Regions from separate parts of the Homo sapiens genome. Here region 1 is linked to region 2. Evidence: read pairs that join two places in POLR2A ChIA-PET (ENCODE). Cell type or tissue: MCF 10A. All regions are shown on one strand. Links, peaks and the distances in the headings refer to the core of each region. The heading gives the core; the rest is flanking DNA.

The links. Peaks named below come from ENCODE experiments on the same cell type or tissue, not always from the same donor. Only the 100,000 strongest peaks of a DNase experiment are listed, where the experiment ranks them.
Region 1: POLR2A ChIA-PET joins it to region 2 with 10 read pairs; 11 of 35 experiments call an interaction of 5 or more read pairs at or near these places.

Annotation. Positions count from the first base shown.
Region 1 is chr12:120,058,728-120,061,630 of GRCh38, reverse strand. All of the region lies in intron 2 of BICDL1 (BICD family like cargo adaptor 1), which reads right to left. Among named protein-coding and RNA genes, the nearest start is that of RAB35, 57 kb to the left of the region's middle. In MCF 10A, for the core only: no CTCF peak of the experiment used is centred there; a DNase peak (open chromatin) is centred at 1,240.
Region 2 is chr12:119,987,376-119,990,278 of GRCh38, reverse strand. It overlaps BICDL1 (BICD family like cargo adaptor 1), which reads right to left and starts at 1,043. Exons shown (of 10, transcript NM_001367886.1): 1 at 1-1,043. The coding sequence starts at 410. RefSeq lists silencers at 66-275, 286-355, 406-495, 776-1,415, 1,436-1,495 and enhancers at 1-398, 399-1,372. In MCF 10A, for the core only: a CTCF peak has its summit at 1,610; DNase peaks (open chromatin) are centred at 358 and 1,278.

The DNA.
Region 1 (2,903 bases), core at 100-2,599, 71 kb before region 2:
AGCATCTCTTTGCACTTTCTATTCTTTAAGGAGCACTAGATGAGATGCTGGTTTCCCATCCATTTGTTCTCTAGTCCAAAACAGGACAAACTCCCACCCCCACCTCTACCATTAATGACCCTGAATAGGTGCAAGACCACTCTACTGATCAAAGGAAACAGCCCTAGGAAATAGTATGCTCTCAAATGTTAGTTATCATTATTACTCTACATATAGCAGAAACTCAGCAAATATCTAATAAATTGAAAGTCTGAATATTTTACATAAAAGAATAAGATGGTTATACCTACTGCCTTAGAAATTCCTTTACTTCTCCCATCAATTTCCTCAAGTGGGCTCAGTCAAATCACGTGCATCTGCATTTCTCTCCTCTACTTAACATGGACACTATTTGAAATTTCTTGTCATACCTGTTAAGATTTTTTGCCACTCATTCCTCAAGGACATTTTTGCAACTTTTAATTCTTTGGGGAGTGCCAGCAGAGGTGCCTGTTTCCCACCTCAATCCATTTATGATCTAATGCTAAAATACAGCAAACACCAAATACCATCTGGTGTTGCAGGAGGCTCACCTGGTAACACAAACTCCAGCCCTCCTCCTGAGGGTCCCAGCCCAGACCCTACTGAGGGAGCCCTGCCCACTGTCCTGTGGAGAGGAGAGCCACGGGACAAATTAAGTAACTGCCTCAATGCTTTTTTGAGGCCAAATGGGGTCAGTAAGCTTTATGGGTTCTCTCGGGAGAGATCACCGTGTGCTGGAACGGCCAGGAAAGGCTTTCCGAGGAGGTGGGATGGTGATAATGTTGAAGTGGTAGGCTAGCTGTTCAATGAGGCTCTCACAGTAATGGTTACATGTTCAGTAGTTCTTTTTATCTTCAAGTACTATATAATCAATTGTCCATCTTTTTTATTTTTGGTTCCACATATTCAACAAATGTTACCTCACTGGACTACAGAGCCACAGAAGATTCTCAACCTACAGTGCTATTTTAAAAACAATTACAAAACACAAAACAAAATAAAATCAAACCATACTCTAGTTGATTTTCATTTAAATACCCTCTAACCTTTAAATTTTCCTTCCTATGAATCATCTTTGTTTCCCAAGTTTCAGTCAGTGAAGTAATGAGCTAGTAAGATTCTGATATACAACTGACTCCTTAAAAAACTTAGAAGTTCAGAGCTACATGAAGTAACTTATTGGAAATGAACAATTTCATAGCTTGGCTTTATGATGCAAGGAATCAGCATTAGGCTGCCAACTCCCTCACCCCACCCTACACACCCTGAAACCTGTGAACAATTCTGGCAATAAACATTCCTGGGAATATTTTCCCTATATTATTTCTCCTTCGTATTCTAAATTTAATTTCAGATACCCACTAGGCTGTTTTAGACTTCTCAATCACTTAAAAACACATTAGTCATTCACTTTTGCCTAAGAATCACATTAGTAATATTTACTGAGTACATACTATGTGTCAAGAACTGTGCTAATTGCTTTCCAATGCATTATCTTGATTGTTACCCCCAATTAACAAGGAAATCGGCTCAGGAAACTGAAGGAACTTGCCCAGCATCTCAGTGACAGAATCAGGATGGTAAAAACTTTGGGCTGGGTTGGGTACGCTGGCTCATGCCTGTAATCCCAGCACTTTGGGAGGCTGAGGTGGGTGGACTGCTTAAGCCCAGGAGCTTGAGACCAGCCTGGCCAACATGGTGAAACCCAGTCTCTAGAAAAAATACAAAAATTAGCTAGGCATGGTGGTATGTGCCTGCAGTCCCAGCTACTTGGGAGGCTGAGGTGGGAGGATCACCTGAGCCTGGGGAGGTCGAGGCTACAGTGAGCCATGATCGTGCTGCCACTGCACTACAGCCTTGGCAACAGAGTGTGAAAGCCTGTCTCAAAAATAAATAAATAGGCTGGGCAGGGTAACTCACGTCTGTACTCCCAGCATTTTGGGAGCCTGAGGTGGCTGGATCACCTGAGGTCAGGAGTTTGAGACCAGCCTGGCCAACATGGCGAAACCCTATCTCTACTAAAAATACAAAAATTAGGCCGGGCATGGTGGCTCACACCTGTAATCCCAACACTTTGAGAGGCCGAGGTGGGCGGATCACAAGGTCAGGAGTTCAAGACCAGCTTGGCCAACATGGTGAAACCCCGTGTCTACTAAAAATACAAAAATTAGCTGGGCATGGTGGCATGCACCTGTAATCCCAGCTACTCGGGAGGCTGAGGCAGGAGAATTGCTTGAACTGGGACACGGGAGGTGGAGGTTGCAGTGAGTTGAGATTGAGCCACTGCACTCCAGCCCAGGCTACAGAGCGAGACTCAGTCTCAAAAAACAAACAAACAAACAAACAAATTAACCGGGCATGGTGGTGCGTGCCTATAGTACCAGCTATTGGGAGGTTGAGGCAGAAGAATCGCTTGAACCTGGGAGGCAGAAGTTGCAGTGAGCCAAGATCATGCCACTGCACTCCAGCCTGGGCAACAGAGCAAGACTACGTCTCAAAAAGAAAAAATTAAAAAAAATTAATAAAAAAAAAACCAACTTTGGCTGTCTTAACCTCAAATTAGTACTGTAATACTATCTTCTTGTATTTTGAAATAATTTTTCATATTTCTATTGCTCACTACTAAAACCAAACTTTACACGAGTCCAATTTAGCAAGGCTTTTCTTCTTTTTTTTCAATGCTAGGCATTTCATTTGAGACTCTTAAAATTTCTTCTAAGGCCAGCTGCAGTGGCTCACGCCTCTAATCCCAGCACTTTGGGAGGCTGAGGTGGGTGGATCACCTGAGGTAAGGAGTTTGAGACCAGCCTGGCCAACATGGTAAAACCCAGTCTCTACTAAAAATACAAAAATAAGGCGGGCGTGGTGGCGGGTGCCTGTAG
Region 2 (2,903 bases), core at 207-2,706:
TCCTTATGCATCTGCTCGTACTGCCGGCTCATGTCCTGGTTCCTCTCGAGCAGCGCCTTACCCAGCCGGGCCGCCAACACCAGATCCTTCTCCTTCTGTCGGATCACCGACAGCAGCTCGGGGTCCTGGGAGGGCGGCGGCTGCGGTCCGGCCCCCTCGGCCAGAGACCCAGGCTCGGCCTGAGGGTGTTCCCCGGGGTCGGACGGCCGCTCCCCGGCCGCCAGCAGCGCCAGCTCCTCCTCTAACGCCAGTTCTAGCTCCCCGGAGCCCCCGGGGAAGATGAGGGCGGCGGCGGCGGCGGGACTCCGGACTGCGTCCCCGGCCGCGGCGGGCAGCTCCATGCAGCAGGCGCTGTCCGGCTCGGCGGGTGCTGAAGCGCGGCCGACCAAGCCCAGGCAGAAAGCGGACATGGCCCGCGCGCGCGGAGCCCGCAGCGGTGCGGCCCGGCCCGCGCGCGCCAGGCTGCAGGGGGGAGGGGCCCTGCCGCGCCGCCCCGCGTCCCGCGCCTCGCCTCGCGCCGCGGCACGCGCCCCCGGGTCCCCGCGAGCCCTGGGCGCGGCGCGCGCCGGCCCGCCCCTCCCCCGCGCCGGCGGCACGCGCCCCCTCCCCCGCCCCCGGGCTCAGCTGCTCAGGCGCGCGCGGGAGGAGGGGGTGGGGGTAGTGGCGGAGTAGGTGGTGGGAACGGGAAGGCTGGGGAAGGGAGGACTCAGGAACAGAGACTGAGGGTCGGCGAAGCGGGAGGGGAGGAAGCGAGGAGGAACGCCGCCGCCGGGTTCTCAGCCGCCCTGTTGCCGCTGCCGCTGCTGCTGCTGCTGCCGCCGCCGGCCGGGCAGCGCCTCACGGGGCGGGCTGCGCTCCGCTGTCGCCGCGACGCTTCCTGCTGCTGCTGCTGTTGCCGGCGGCCGCTCTCTGCAGCCGCACTCCATGACCCCCGGCTCCGCGGCAGCCCCAGCAGCAGCGGCGGCGACGGCGGCTGCTGCTGCTGCAGGGGCCGAGGCGGCGGCTCCACATCGCGCGCCGCGCAACCCGGCGAGCTCCTTCCTGCCTTCCCCGGCTCCTCCCGGCTCACCGGGCCGGCAGCGCCCCGCCCCGGGCTTCCGGCCGCGTCCCCTCGCCCCGCCCCTTGCCGGCGCCTGACGCGCGCGGGCACCTGTTCGCCCCGCCCGCGCGGGATTCGCCGGCTCGCGGGTCTCCTCAGCGACGCCCAGGTGGCGCCGGCGGCCTTAACCCCTGCTCTGCCTCACGCCCTGCGGGCGGCTGCGCGCGCCGCCTGCGGAGGCGGCTGGCGCATCCCTCACGGTCCTGGCTGCCTCACCGCGCGGCCACGCCCCCAGCCTTGCACCCACTTCGGGGTGCGGTTCCGCCCTCAGCCTCGCTCAGAGCTGGGGTGTGGCCACGCCCTCAGCTCTCGTACCTCGGGGTGTGGCCTCGCACCCGGCCTCGCTCTCACCTCGGACGGAGCGCGGCCCCGCCCACCGCCTGCTGCTCACCTCCAGGCGCGGCCCCGCCCCCAGCTACTTGGAAGCCGGGGCGCGCCTCAGAGTTCTGTTGCCGCATCTCTGGTGGTGTCTGGGGCAAAGGGGACTGAGGACATTCCTCCAAGACTGGTGACCCGGCCCCGAGAAAGACATACCCTCACGAAATTTAGGTCTGGGCCCCCAGGAGAACTAAGCAGTCAGGAGAGGGAGCCCTAGAGAGCAGTAGGAGGAGGGAGGACTTCGGAAACCAGGCATCTTCATGCTGATGACTCAGGGATATGAAGGACCAGATGCTTCGCAGATCAGCAGCCCGGAGAGAAAGGGTTTCTGCGGAGAAATAACGGAAAAAACTGCTCACAGATGGGAATACGAAGCAAAGAACCTCCCTAATAATAACTACCGTTTATTCGGCACTCAGTGTGTGCCATGTCCTGTATTAAGTGCTTGATAGTCATTATTTTAGATAATCCTCACAAGAACTTTATAAAATCAGTACTGCCGCTTGTCATTTTAACAGAGAAGGAAATTAAAGCCTGAGAGATGGCATCGTCTGCCCAGGTCATTACAACTGGTAGAGTCAGGATTGAGATCTAGCCAGGCCGACGCCAGGGATCACGTGAATCATTATTCTTTATTTTCTTCACATAGAAGCAGTCTTGAGGAAGATAAATGGTCCTTTGTGACCAAGATGGATTGGGTGGATATGGAAGGAACATTTCCTCAATGATTAAAGGAAGGTTTGGAGAGCCTACTGGGTGACTTGCAGTCATTCCTTGGTGTTGACCTCGTTGGTGGTGCTACGTGTCTCCTATTTCCAGAAACAATCCCATCTAAAGCTAGAATTCGTCCCTATGCTTCCTTTTCCTCTTGGACAGACAACCCATTTTTTACTTGGATCATGCCTTTCTTCTTTTCATCCCAGTGAGATGGAAATTTCAGAACATCAAGAGGCTGAAATGGGTCAAATAGTTTCTCATGGTTTTTATCGCTTATTAAATTCAGAGCCTAAACAATATTCAAGTTTTAACATCGTTACCCTTAGACTGAAGGCCAGAATCTGAAAAGCTCCTGGGCCTCAGGGCTGGCATTGTTCACTTGTTGACTGGAAAGGAGACAGACAGTTGAGGGATTCCCACATCAATCTTAGAGCTAAATTTCTGCAGTTGACCATGTTACCATTCCAGCAAGGAAATGTTCTAACACTTTTTATTATGACCTCCCACCTTGAGCTGGAATTGTGGGCCAGAGGTGAGATCCAATTGCCACTTCCTTTTGTCTTATTTGAATCACAGAAGGACAAATTTCTCCCTAATATGTCTGGAGACACATCAAGAACAAACAGGGCCAGGCTCTGTGGCTCCTGCCTATAATCTCAGCACTTCGGGAGGCTGAGGCAGGAGGATTGCTTGAGCCCAGGAGTTCAAG